2 separate regions of the Homo sapiens genome follow, and region 2 is linked to region 1. A link is a contact called in ENCODE POLR2A ChIA-PET data. All regions are on one chromosome and are shown on one strand. Each heading gives the region's core, a stretch centred on a gene start or an enhancer-like site at or near the end of the contact. The rest is flanking DNA. Distances are from core to core; before and after follow the strand shown. Region 1 has its middle 63 kb from the start of BBOX1-AS1. Region 2 overlaps BBOX1-AS1 (BBOX1 antisense RNA 1).

The links. ChIA-PET counts read pairs that join two places held with the same protein, here RNA polymerase II (POLR2A).
Region 2: POLR2A ChIA-PET joins it to region 1 with 22 read pairs in PC-9. The contact joins two enhancer-like sites. POLR2A ChIA-PET finds 5 or more read pairs at or near these places in 2 of 52 experiments (HEK293 and PC-9).

Annotation. Positions count from the first base shown.
Region 1 is chr11:27,277,950-27,285,036 of GRCh38, forward strand. No RefSeq gene overlaps it. Among named protein-coding and RNA genes, the nearest start is that of BBOX1-AS1, 63 kb to the left of the region's middle. Within about 2 kb of position 4,287, at least 9 of the 41 ENCODE cell types and tissues checked have a DNase peak (open chromatin) inside an H3K27ac peak, as active enhancers do.
Region 2 is chr11:27,155,387-27,162,473 of GRCh38, forward strand. The region is part of intron 2 of BBOX1-AS1 (BBOX1 antisense RNA 1); the gene reads right to left. Among named protein-coding and RNA genes, the nearest start is that of BBOX1-AS1, 60 kb to the right of the region's middle. Within about 2 kb of position 3,990, at least 2 of the 41 ENCODE cell types and tissues checked have a DNase peak (open chromatin) inside an H3K27ac peak, as active enhancers do.

The DNA of each region.
Region 1 (7,087 bases), core at 3,037-5,536:
GGTTCTCATTTGGGGTCTCTCATGCAGTTGCAGTCATGTGTCAGCTGGACATCCAAATGGCTCATTCATACAATGACAGCTGATGGTGACTGTCAGCTGGAAGCTCAGCTGGAGCTGTCAACCGAATTGCCTCTGCATAGCTTCTTCATGTGACTTGGGCTTCTCAGGGTATGGCAGTTAGATTCCAAGACAGAGTGACCCAAGAGCAAGCATTCCAAAAGGCTCAGGTGACAGTTAAGTGACTTCCATATTTCCTGTACTTTGATAATTAGATATAGAATATTGATGAGATCTAGATTCTATCTTTTAATAAGAATATTCCCTATGGTGGTATGGTGTGCTTCCATTGGGAGGCACATAACACATGATGTTTGTCTTTTTATGATATTAACAGCCATTGATTATCAAATGCCTAGATAAAATAATTCATCAGAAGTTTAAATTTGCATTTTTCAAAGTCATTCCGACTATAGTACAAGTTATCTTAAAAATGAATAAATGTAATAGCTCTTTAATTATGTGCAACCTCATGAGAATGACAATCAAAATCAAGTTCTAACAATATGAATATTTATTGGGTACCTCCTGCTGGTTTGGTAATTTTAATAGTCTGTAAAAATAAGTAAGTTGAAAGGGAAAGAAAACAGGAATAAGTTGTTTTGGCATTCTCTTTCACTGATGCTGTTCCATGATTTCAGAAAGATTTTTATTTTAAAAAAACTTTTGAAATAAAACAAGGGCCCTTAAAGATTAACAATAAATTCATTTGCCCCATAATCAAGATAAATAACTGGAGTATGAAAATAAACTTTTGGTTTGCGCAAATGATTGCTTTTGCTTTTCTTTCTTCTCTGCTCTTTTTTCTGTCTTTACTCCCTCTTTGCTTGCCTCGCTCTTTTTTCCCTCAGGTAAGAAAATATCTTAAACTTTTTAAAAAAATAAAGGCAGAAAATCAAAATGTAACAAAATTACAAACACTGTGGTTAAAACTGTTTTTATTCAGAAGTTCCCTGAGCTGAGGAGTTTGCAACCTGCTGTAGGAGCAATGCTCAGGCTTCTTACATGCAGGTCAGACTGCATTTCAGCAATAACTCAGACCCTACCTGCATCCACCAAAAGATGAGGCAGAGCAGCCAAGAGGAGAGAACATTAGACCTCATCTGGGTTTCTAGCTTCACCACTTTCTGTATCATCTTGGTTATGGCTCCACGTGGAGTGGTGCATCTCAAGCTTTAATGGGTGTGCCAAACACCTGTGGATGTTGTTGGAATGCAGAGTCTGATTCAAAGGGACTGGAGTGGGACCTGCATTTCTGATAAGCTCCCAGGTGATATCTATGCTGACCTGTGGACCACACCTGGAGAGGGGAGGCTATAGAATCCACAGGAGCCACTATCTCTGCCCTTAAAGAAAGTCAATCCTTTTTAAGTTTTTCCCATATGGAATAATATTTTCCCTATTAGACCATGAGCATATCAAGTGACATTGCTACTGCCTTAATGATCCCTATTAGTTGAAAATATTTCCCAGCTAGCTTTATAATAAATGGTATCACTTACTCCTCGACCACAGGGTATTTATGGTAACTCACTCCAAGTAATGTTGCATGTGAAAAAAGACACCGAGAACTGCCCTATGCAAAGAGCAGACAGTAAGAGGGTTTGGAAGCCCACCAAGAAGCAATACTCTTGTCTTTGTCCCAGAGAAGCCAAGATTTTACCACAGGGCTGAAGTCTGGGTGGCCCTTTGGGTTTCCAGTCTACATCCGAGGCAAAAAAAAAAAAAATGACTTTATGATAATTAGCCTCCACAACATGCTTTCAAGGGAGGCATTATTAGACTTACGTTGTAGGTGGAGAAACTATAGCCATAGGGATGTCATTGTGCCCACCCAAGGCCACCCAAAGTGTCAGGGATAAAAACAAGGTTAAGAACCAAAAGTATGGGTAATCAGTCCTCAACATGAGCCATGAGACATTTTCAGTGAGGAATGTTTATAATACTAGTGAAAATGTCTATGTTAAAAGTAAAAAGTAGGAAAGCACAGAGAGCTCTAGGTAAAATATTTTGTTATTGCTTATAATTTGTTGCAATTTGAACTTATTTATTTGACACAAATACTTTTCACAAAAATCATTGCTTCAATGTCTTTTATTATTATACCTGGACACATTATTTAAATTGTCTGTGCCTCAGTTAATCACCTATGAAAAACTAGGATAATGATGGGACTTTGTGAGGATGAAATGAAATAATACATGTAGGAAACTTTAGCAGGGTCTGGCATGTGGTAAGCATTACGTAAGTATTAGTTATTATTCTCCGCACAGATAATGCAATGCATCTTCTCAATCATGACACAAGTTTTTCTTTGGCAGGAGCCACGGGTTTCACTCCCCTTCTGTTCTCCACAATGCTTAGTGGTGCTCAACTCAGAGTAGACTTAAAAAATGATTTCCTGTCTGAATCCCAAAGGCCAAGCTCTGTGTAACTCAATTTCCTTCCCATGTTTCATACTTTACAGATGTACCCCTCTTTCCCAGAATATTTACCATTATATACATGAAATGCTCAGTTTCTAAGAAGATTTTATTTTCTTTTTTCTTCTTCTTTTTTTTTTTTTTTTTGTGAGACAGAACCTTGTTTCCAGATTGGAGTGCAGTGGCACGATCTCAGCTGACTGCAATCTCTGCCTCCCAGGTTCAAGCCATTCTTGTGCCTCAGCCTGCCGAGTAGCTGAGATTACAGGTGTGTGCCACCCCACCCAGCTATTTTTTTTTTATTTTTATTTTTAGAAGAGACAGGGTTCATCCATATTGGCCAGGCTGGTCTCGAACTCCTGACCTCAGGTGATTCACCTGCCTCAGCCTCCCAAAGTGTTGGGATTACAAGCATGAGCCACTGTGCCCGGCTCTAAGAAAATTTTTTTCTAAATTATCATGATTTTCTCGTAGTTTATAATCTTCAAAGTCATTACACAAACATCAACTCATTTAAATTTTATAGCAATTGGTTGAAAGAGGCAGAATTTCAATGTGTCCTTTTTATGGTTGGGGAAACTGAGACCCTCTGATGTAAAGTAATTCCATCAAGGTCATGCTGATTAATAGTAATAACAGCCATTACTGCTAACATTTTTGAAGACTTATGAAGACTTTTCACATTTTTGAAGACTCATGTGAAGAACAAATGAAATTGCTGATATTTATCATTTAACCTGTCAGGAAAGGTAATTTTATATTGTTCAACCTAAACACTAAATGCGTTATGTAAGTTAATCCTCCTATGAAGCCTATAGGGTAAAAATGTCTATTTTATCAACAGGGAAAATGAAGACTTAAAAGTGAAGACATTTGCCCAAGGTCAAAGAGGGGAGCCAGGATTCAAACCCAGGCCAATATGATTCCAAAACCCAGACTGGCAACAACTCTTACCATATGGCCTCTCTAGTGTATGACTAGGAAGTGGCAGAGTTTGCACTGCTGCTTAGCTCACTGACTGTTGATACAACATTTTTAGTATTTAAAACTCGGCATGTTTATACTCACTCCCACAAGAACCACATAAAGGAGAAAAGATCATCCCCATATTAAGGATGAGAAAGTTGAGACTCAGAAAGTTTTAACGTCTTGGTCAAAGTCACACAGTTATTAAGTGGTGGGATTGGGATTCAAACTAGGGCTGCACAACATCAAAGTTTGGGCTCTTTACCACTGTATCAGTGGTTCCCAAATCACCCAGGAATCTTTTAAAACATCCTAACTTCAGGTGGCCAATTAAATCACAACCTCTTGGGGTGGAACACGGGTATTTGTAGTTTCTAAAACCCCCCAGGTGATCCCATTGTGCAGACAAGCTTGGGAACTACTGTACTTCACTCCATTCCTCCCCACCCAGTCTACCACATTTCTCCCATATCAAACCAACAGGCTGATAACATCTGGCCTTGAGGTCTCTGCTGTCGGTTTAACCCCACAGTAGTGTTCTTAATCATGCTTTATACAGAGTGAATGCCTATTTCCCAGACACATTCTGCAGAGAGCTAACAGCAGGAACCAAAACCAGCCCCAGCAATGAGACAATCACAGTATCTCTCCATTGAGAACAATCAGCTGCAACTGAGGCTGAAATAGAAAATGTTTCATCAAGGGAGGCCCTCAGCTCTCCTAGGTATTTAGCTTTTGGCCTTAGTAAGTACCCTGAACCAAGACAGCTGAGCTGCGCTGGAGTCTGGATGGAGAGCAAGGAGGGAGGCACTGGCGAGTCTGGCCAAGTGGGACAGCCCTCTGCCCTCACCATTACTCATATTCGTCATGTTGGGGTCAGGGCCGTGCTACTGAACATAAACTGGGAGGCCTACATTCCCTCCAACTGTGTCCAGTCACGACCAGTTCAGAATACTTCATCTTTACAAACTTTGCTTATTTTAAAAAATGTTTCCTTGATTCCTGCAAGCCAAACCCATGGAAAAATAACGGAAACCAAATGCCAGGGAAATAGAGCCAAAGCAAACACATGTGAGCTCTGAAATAACAGGAGATACTGTGGTCACGTCTGACCTTCTGAACTGTGCTATGGGTTGAAGCAAAAACAGCTCTTGCTGCTCCTTAAGAGGTGCATGGTAATAGTTTATTTGTAATGTGGAAGAGCTTGGGTTTAGAGAGATCACCATTTAAAATAGTAGGGACTTGGCCACAGAGCCAGAAATAATATCATTTTGAGGAAAGACTTTTTCTTATAAATGGCCACCCTTCACCTCCAATGATCAACATTAACCCAAGATCATCTGATTTTTATCTTTTATCTTTTATTAATAAGACCTCCAGAGCTTCTACAAATGTTTCTCTTCTAATTACACCAATATTTTGGTGCAGTCTAATATAGAAGCAGGAATGAAGTTCACTTGTTTATTTCAGCAGCCTGCAAGAGACAAATGGAGAAGGGCCCAGATGAAAATGTGAAATGATGACCCAGGGTCAAAAGGGAAAACAGAGACGACTCCTGGTTTTCACACTAACCAGTTCAGTCCCCAGCAATATGGCAGCGTCAGACCTGCTGGGGGCCTGCCAACAGTTACATTCCTGTGAAAAGCCAGTGGCTGCATTTTGGGGCACACAAAACAAGTCACCAGGAGAAATTTGCTCCATGTTAACATTACCAAGAAAAGACCACAAGCTACAGAGTTTATGCAAATGACGACTGGTTCCCATGGAAGAAATGCTTGTATTAAAATTGGCAAGTTTGCCTAAGAGTAAAATACTTATTTTCATTAACATGAAAACATGTTTTTCAGATAATATTCTCTTCCTTTAGTTACATCATTAGATGGAAAGCTAGAAGGTACATTTTTTCCTCCCTGAAGGAGAAAAGAAATACATTGTAAAAATAGCTTTATTGTAATTATTGTGGGGGAAAATAACCTATACATGAAGTAATAGCAAATACCTAGTAGTCTTTACTGTGTGTTCAGTCACAATGAAGCTTCACTCCTCTCCATGTATGCTATTATTGTCCAGATAATCTGCATGATTGCTATTATTGTCCAGAAGTTTTATTTTTATTTTAATGGAGTCATATTTATCAATCATTTCAGCTGTTCTTTCTCTTGTTTAAGAATTTTTTTAAACCCCCAAAATCAAAATAATTCCTCTACATTTTATTCTACAAGGTTTAAATATTCAATTTTTATATTTAGGTATATAAATTATTTGGAACTTATTTTGGATTAAATAATGAGATAGCAATCTAATTTACTTTTTCCCACTGGAGAATAAATTTTCCCAATCTCACTTATTCCCACTACCTCCATCCTTTCCACATTGGTAATGCCACATTTTTTGTATGTCAAGTTTACATAACTGTATGGGTTATCTTCTGAGCTCTGTTCTTTCTATTCCTGTTATGATATCCACAATCTTAATTACTACAGCTTTGTAATATGTTTATATTTGGTAGGACAATTCCAATACCCTCCCCACTCCATTTTATCTATCTTCTTTTTTGACATTAACCTTTGCCCTTTTATATCAATTTTAGGATCACTCGATTAAGTTCTAGGAAAATCCTATTGAGATTTTTGTCATAATCTGCAAGGCAATTTGGAAGTGGAACTGATATCTTCTTGATACTGAATCATCACATTAATGAACATGATATGCTTCTCCATTTCTTTAGCTTTTCTTAAAAATTTTTGAGAAAAATTTCTAAAAATAAAATTTTACCATAAAGGTCTTGTACATTATTTCACACATATTCTCAAATGCACTAATTTTTATGCTAACGTGATGTGTTTTTACAAGATATTTTTCTAATTGTTTTATAGAAATTCAAATGAAGTTTGTACATTAATAACTTATCCAGAAATCTTGCTAAGGTTTATTAGTTCTAATAATTTATAGATGTCCTTGGGTTTTCTATTGAGATACTCATAATGCCTGTGAATAATAACAGTTTTTTTCTTCTTAAATTATTTTATACTTTCTTTTGCCCATCAACATAAGGAATCTTTGTTTTGTTCCTTATTTTGGAGAGAAAGATTTTAAAATTTCATCATTAAAGATGATTGCTGTCCCACAAAAGAAATAAAATTATGTCTATATTTGCAGCAATATAGATGGAGCTGGAGGTCATAATCCTAAGTGAATTAATGCAAGAACAGAAAACCAAATACTACATGTTCTCATTTATAAGTGGGAGCTAACCATTGAGCACACATGGACATAAACATGGGAACAATAGACCATGTGGACTACCAAAGATAGGTGGGAGGGATCAGGGAATGGGTCAAGACCTTTAGGAGGCCGAGGCAGACGGATCACCAAGTCAAGAGATCGAGACTATCCTGGCCAACATAGTGAAACCCTGTCTGTACTAAAAATGCAAAAATTAGCTGGGCATGGTGGTGCCCGCCTGTAGGCCTAGCTACTCAGGAGGCTAAGGCAGGAGAATCACTTGAACCCAGGAGTTGGAGGTTGCAGTGAGCCAAGATTGAGCCACTGCACTCCAGCCTGGCAACAGAGCGAGACTCCGTCTCAAAAAAAAAAAAAAAGTACCTATTGGGTACTATGCTCATTACCTGGGTACAAGG
Region 2 (7,087 bases), core at 2,740-5,239, 120 kb before region 1:
TCTGATTATTTAAATTACATAACTGGAAAGCATAAAGAGATAATCTGCAGGAATAGCCCATAACCCAAGCAAGAGAAGTAGAATGTTTTCTTCTTCAGAAAACCACCAATTTGTTCTCTTGGTAATTTCTAGACATTAGTAAGTATTATTAGTAGTCTGTGGATCGGGGACCTATAGCAAGTACAATTCGGAGTCTCTCTGAGCACCAGGGGCTTAAATCTCCCTGTGGTAAGCTAAGATGTTAGTAGGGGTTAGAATAAAGGGGAGTATAAGATAAAAGCTTAAGTACTTCCCCCATGTGTGGCCCAGGGAGCTCAAAGTCAGTAAAGAGCTCTTCTAAGCCTAATAAGGAAGGCTTCTTGGGAGAAGTGGGTCTTATTAAGACCTACTTCTTAATATTTCTTAATATTGTTAAATATATTTGCTGACCAACAAATTGTGCTTTTATTACAAGGTAATAAAAACTTCACTATATTGACCTAGAAAACAGATCAATTTAAAAAGTAAAATAGTTGTTTAACTATTTTTATTTTATTTTATTTACTTACTAATATTTAGAGATTGAGTCTCTCACTCCATCGCCCAAGCTCTTCTTGTTGAATTGATCCCTTTACCATTATGTAATGGCCTTGTCTCTTTTGATCTTTGTTGTTTTAAAGTCTGTTTTATCAGAGACTAGGATTGCAACCCCTACCTTTTTTTGTTTTCCATTTGCTGGTAGATCTTCCTCCATCCCTTTATTTTGAGCCTATTTGTGTCTCTGCACATGAGATGGGTCTCCTGAATACAGCATGCTGATGGATCTTGACTCTTTATCCAATTTGTCAGTCTGTGTCTTTTAATTGGAGCATTTAGCCCATTTACATTTAAGGTTAGTATTGTTATGTGTGAATTTGATCCTGTCATTATGATGTTAGCTGGTTATTTTGCTTGTTAGTTGATGCAGTTTCTTCCTAACATCGATGGTCTTTACAATTGTGCATGTTTTTGCAGTGGCTGGTACCGGTTGTTCCTTTCCATGTTTAGCGCTTCCTTCAGGAGCTCTTTTAGGGCAGGCCTGGTGGTGACAAAATCTCTCAGCATTTGCTTGTCTGTAAAGTATTTTATTTCTCCTTCACTTATGAAGCTTAGTTTGGCTGGATATGAAATTCTGGGTTGAAAATTCTTTTCTTTAAGAATGTTGAATATTGGGCCCCACTCTCTTCTGGCTTGTAGAGTTTCTGCCAAGAAATCAGCTGTTAGTCTGATGGGCTTCCCTTTGTGGGTAACCTGACCTTTCTCTCTGGCTACCCTTAACATTTTTTCCTTCATTTCAACTTTGGTGAATCTGACAATTATGTGTCTTGGAGTTGCTCTTCTTGAGGAGTATCTTTGTGGCATTCTCTGTATTTCCTGAATTTGAATGTTGGCCTGCCTTGCTAGATTGGGGAAGTTCTCCTGGATAATATCCTGCAGAGTGTTTTCCAACTTGGTTCCATTCTCCCCGTCACTTTCAGGTACACCAATCAGACGTAGATTTGGTCTCTTCACATAGTGCCATATTTCTTGGAGGCTTTGTTCATTTCTTTTTATTCTTTTTTCTCTAAACTTCTCTTCACACTTCATTTCATTCATTTCGTCTTCCATCGCTGATACCCTTTCTTCCAGTTGATCGCATTGGTTACTGAGGCTTGTGCATTCGTCACATAGTTCTTGTGCCATGGTTTTCAGCTCCATCAGGTCCTTTAAGGACTTCTCTGCATTGGTTATTCTAGTTATCCATTCATCTAATTTTTTTTCAAAGTTTTTAACTTCTTTGCCATTGGTTCGAACTTCCTCCTTTAGCTCGGAGTAGTTTGATCTTCTGAAGCCTTCCTCTTTCAACTCATCAAAGTCATTCTCAATCCAGCTTTGTTCCATTGCTGGTGAGGAGATGCGTTCCTTTGGAGGAGGAGAGGCCCTCTGATTTTTAGAGTTTCTGGTTTTTCTGCTCTGTTTTTTCCCCATCTTTGTGGTTTGATCTACCTTTGGTCTTTGATGATGGTGACGTACAGATGGGGTTTTGGTGTGGATGTCCTTTCTGTTTGTTAGTTTTCCTTCTAACAGTCAGGACCCTCAGCTGCAGGTCTGTTGGAGTTTACTGGAGGTCCACTTCAGACCCTGTTTTCCTGGGTATCAGCAGCGGTAGCTGCAGAACAGCGGATATTGGTGAACCGCAAATGCTGCTGCCTGATCATTCCTCTGGAAGTTTTGTCTCAGAGGAGTACCCGGCCGTATGAGGTGTCATTCCACCCCTACTGGGGGGTGCCTCCCAGTTAGGCTACTCGGGGGTCAGGGACCCACTTGAGGAGGCAGTCTGCCCATCTCTCAAGCTGCGTGCTGGGGGAACCACTACTCTCTTCAAAGCTCAGTTGGAAATGCAGAAATCACCCGTCTTCTGCATTGCTCATGCTGGGAGCTGTAGACTGGAGCTGTTCCTATTCGGCCATCTTGGCTCCCAAGCCATGATCACAAGTTCCAACAATAGGCTGTCTGCAAGCTGGAGGAGCAAGAAGAGCCAGTCCGAATCTTAAAACTGAAGAACTTGGAGTCTGATGTTCAAGTATTCCTGGAAGCATCCAGCACGAGAGAAAGATGTAGGTTGGGAAGCTAGGCCCATCTCCATTCTTGCTTTCTTATACACAAAATAAAAGAAAGTAAGCTCTGTGAATTGTTGATTGACTTGTATATCTCAAGTGTGAAGATTTATTTGATGAAAATGTTAAATATTTGTGAGTGTATAGCTTATGAGATGCAGCTATAATACGTTTAAACCAATGGAGTTTTATTGGCAGAGTAAACGTACACTTGCTTCTAATAATACTCACAATAAAAAATAAGGCCTGTCCCAAGTGCCTTAGCTATGGAGTAATCTGTATCAGTCAGAAAAACTTAACTCCACCCCCAGAAAAAGAGGTTAGCTACCTTCAGATTTGTCTCTGTTTATTTACTATGTAGACTCTAAATCCCATACTGGGGAGATTACCTGTGTTGTCAAGGTTTCCTTTCAAGAAACAACAAACTCTTCACAGGTCAGGTAGCACTTAAAGCTCATGAAATGGAGAATAAAGACAAAGTTGGCATTCTGGCATTCAGAAGGGAAAAGTCTTTAAAGAGTAAAAAACATTCCTATAGTTAGTTGTATAAGTGTACGGAACCATGGGGCATTGCATGACCCAATTTTGGGGCAATTCATGAGTAAGAAAGTGGAGAATTGACAAAGCGGTTAGAAAGGAGGCGTGTTCTACAACAAGACAAGATTACAGAGCCTTTTGGATAAATTAGGATTTCAGCTGGTGCCCCCAATTCACGTTTTTTTGTTTGGTTGGGTTTTTTGTTGTTGCTGTTTTTTGTTTTGTTTTGTTTTAGTAGAGATAGGGTTTCACCATGTTAGCCAGGATGGTTTCGATCTCCTGACCTCATGATCTGCCCACCTATGACTTCCCAAAGTGCTGGGATTACAGGCCTGAGCCACTGCTCCCGGCCTTCCAATTCACGTTTGGAAGAGGAAACTTGCAGATCGGAGTGACTCATTCTTCAAGTGTGTTCTTTAGGCAGGGCCTCCATCTAGTGGTTTGCCCTGGAAATTAACCCGCAGCCTTTATTAAATACACACTACTTCTTTTCACAAACTTTATGAAAATAGAAAATTAGAGCTCCCTCATGTAGCATGGCAGAGGAAAATTTCCCTCCTGAACTCATGAATTCTGTCCTTTCATTGCTTGCTAAGAAGTGCAGCATTCTTAACGTCTAGATTTTGTCATGCCCTCTCCATTCATGGAGTTTTCATACCCAGTGTATCTCTTTGCACATAGAAGAAAACTGTGATTTCTAACAACCAAAGAAACAAAACTGTGTGTGTCTATGTGTGTCTGTGTCTCTGTGTGTGTGTAGAGTGTGCTAAGAAAGAGCTCAGCTGTAGAATAGACAATAGCAATTGGTAAAGGTGTGGACATATCATAAGTATTAGTAAGAACAACAGGAGAATGGATGAATGTTAACTGGACAGTGAGATAAAAGCAGATGAACAAACTTGCAAGGGAGGAACAGCATGTCTCACCAGGAAGCAGAATGGGGCCAAAACAAGCTGAATCTCAGCTGGGACATACATAGTCACTGAATCAGTGACGTCAGATTTTCAGAGCTCTCCTGCTCCTATCTGTAACTTTGAACAAGTCCTTCTCCATGTGAGCTTCTGACATTTTATCACTGGATTTGTTTTTTTTTTTTTTTTTGGAAACGAAGTTTCACTCTTATTTCCCAGGCTGGAGTGCAATGGCATGATCTCGCCTCATTGCAACCTTCGCCTCCTCAGTTCAAGTGATTCTCCTGCCTCAGCCTCCTGAATAGCTGGGATTACAGGCACATGCCACCACACCCGGCTAATTTTCTGTACTTTTAGTAGAGACGGGATTTCACCATGTTGGCCAGGCTGGTCTCAAACTCCTGACCTCAGGTGACCACCCCCCTCGGCCTCCCAAAGTGCTGGGATTACAGGCGTGAGCCAGCGCACCTGACCTTATCACTGGATCTTAAAGCTGCTTTAGCCACATACCCCTTGGCAGGTCTGATAAGCAATATGGACCCTCTTCTCTCACTTACATTTAATTTTTTACACAATTTTTATGATTTAAGGACATCCCTGATTCCCAGTTTTACTATTTTGTAGAAAATAGGCCTGTGACAATTCTTAGCACTGGTGCAGTTTTTTCTTTTGTTTAATATTTCCTTATTTTCACTCTTAAACATTTTTCAGTCCCTTCTGTGTGTGCTCTCACATATTTTTCAGTGCCACTGACTCTGTTTTCCCCATCGTTGTTCATTTTTCCTTCTGTTTTCCGTTACTCATTTGTGTCATCTCTCTCCGTTTATGTGTTTTATTAGACATGTCGTCTTTCAGCCACACTAAGAGCAAACAGCCCACTTAAAGAAAATCTTTATGTCCCTCAAGACAGAATCAGAAAACATGACATGGGAAAGTAGATGAGTGATAGTGGGTAAGAAAGAAATTCTAAGAAGTCATGACAGTGAGAAATAAAGGAAGAAATGTACAGAAAGACACCAGATAAAGACCCTTCCAATTTAGGGCAGCACCTTTCAGCTTTTATGAATGTATGCCATATTTTCAAATGCTAGAAATCTTGGGAGCATATGTGAATGTGTGGAGGATTTTTTCCCCCAAAGATGCTCAGAACAATGACTCTCATCCCAGAGACTCTTGTTAAAATGCAACTTTGGCATTCTGCCCATCGAGAGATGGGTCTGTATCCCCTCCCCTTGAATCTGAGCAGTCTGTAACTCACTTGTAACAAATAGATTGCAGTGAAAGTAAATTCTAAAGTGAGGTCAGAAAGGGTGAGGGTCCCATGGAACACCTGCACTGGGGTCTTTGGTTCCCATGTGAGCACTCCAACTGCTCTGAGGCTGCCATGCTGTGAGGAAGCAAGCTAGTTTACATGAGGAGACGACATGGAGAAGCCCTGAGACTATCTGAAGAAGAGATATAAGTGAGAGATCTAGCTGTCCCCAGCTGCTCCATATCTCTACTGTTACAGCTGTAGCCACCAGCTCACTGAAACTTCATTAAAGACTCCAGAACCATCCAGCAGAGCCTTTCCCCAAATCACTAACCCACAGAAACCAAGAGAGATGATAAAACAATTGTTGTATTAAGCCAGTAAGTTCTGGAGTAATTTGTTACACAGCAATAGATAATTGGAATGAAAAGAAAGCATCGAAACAATTCTAAAGAAGTCAGGGATCATTAGAATGTAATCACCACTGCAGAATCATTGTGACTCACACTGCCTATAAAAACATCCTTGATTTCTTCCACAGACTGATTTCTTCCACAGACTCTCCTCAGCAACATTCCCTTCTGGGTATACTCAAGTTCCAGTAAACACTCTCATTCCGTGACTCTGGCTTGATATAACTATTCTATACCCTGCCCTGCAGTGCCTCCCTGACCAGCTCATCTCAATGTGTCATTTCACAGACACCAACATAATACAAAAGTATTTGGATCAAAATCTAGTGGCTCACCTAGTACCCAGATCTTGATGTCTAATACTATTTTTCAATAAAAGGAACCAGGGATCCTTGGAGAAATGGCTGATTCCAGAGCTGGGGCACAGAAAATACAAAGTGAGCCTGGAGCATCTTTCAATGCTAGAAAGTAAGGAGGTATTCAAAAAGCAAAAGGATGATAAAAGTATACACGAGTCAACCTGGAAAAGCACCTGATGGCCAAAGCTAAAATAATTTGAAGAACAAAATAATGTAGTATTAGGTTATTATCCAAAGTATAAATAAATATTTATCCATCTCCCTTTTATAGATAATATTTGGAAAACAATTATAGCTGATAACAATAATTACTTACATATATTACTATGTGGTAGGTCCTATTCTAAACACTTTGGATATATTAATTATTTTAAGGTAAATACTATTGTTATAATCATTTTACAGATGAGAAACACAAGGCTTGTCATGTCAAGGCACAAATCGAAAAGAATAACATTTGTACAGCACTTTGTAGGTCCTGGCAGGCATAAGAAACCATCTGTGGGGGCACTGGCCACCTCAGGCCCTATCTAGCCATCCAACAGTTGACTATACTAGTGAATTGTTTCAAGGCACACCAAGAAGCTCTGGTATAATTTTCTCAATGTACACAGCCTATAATTTAAACCTAGGTCTACCTGACACCACAATGTGACCTCTTGAGCTCTCTGCCCTATAACCAAAATACTAAATTCCAACACTGTGCTAATAATTATATTAAGATTATATGATCATACTGATTCAATGTAGAGTCTCAGAAGCTATACAAACTCTTTCAAGGCCCTGAAGAAAATGTAGCTATTAACCTATTGAATAAAAAGTAAAGTATCTGCCCAAGCAAGACACCCAGGACTAACCTGCTCAATGGAGAGACACAGAAAAACCTCTCAAGCAGAACACAGCTAACCTGAACTCTCTGTTCCCAGAACTTTAGCTGAGTCTCACTTCTAGGGGAAAAAAACACACACACACGGGAACAAGCTGATTTATTTTCCTTGAC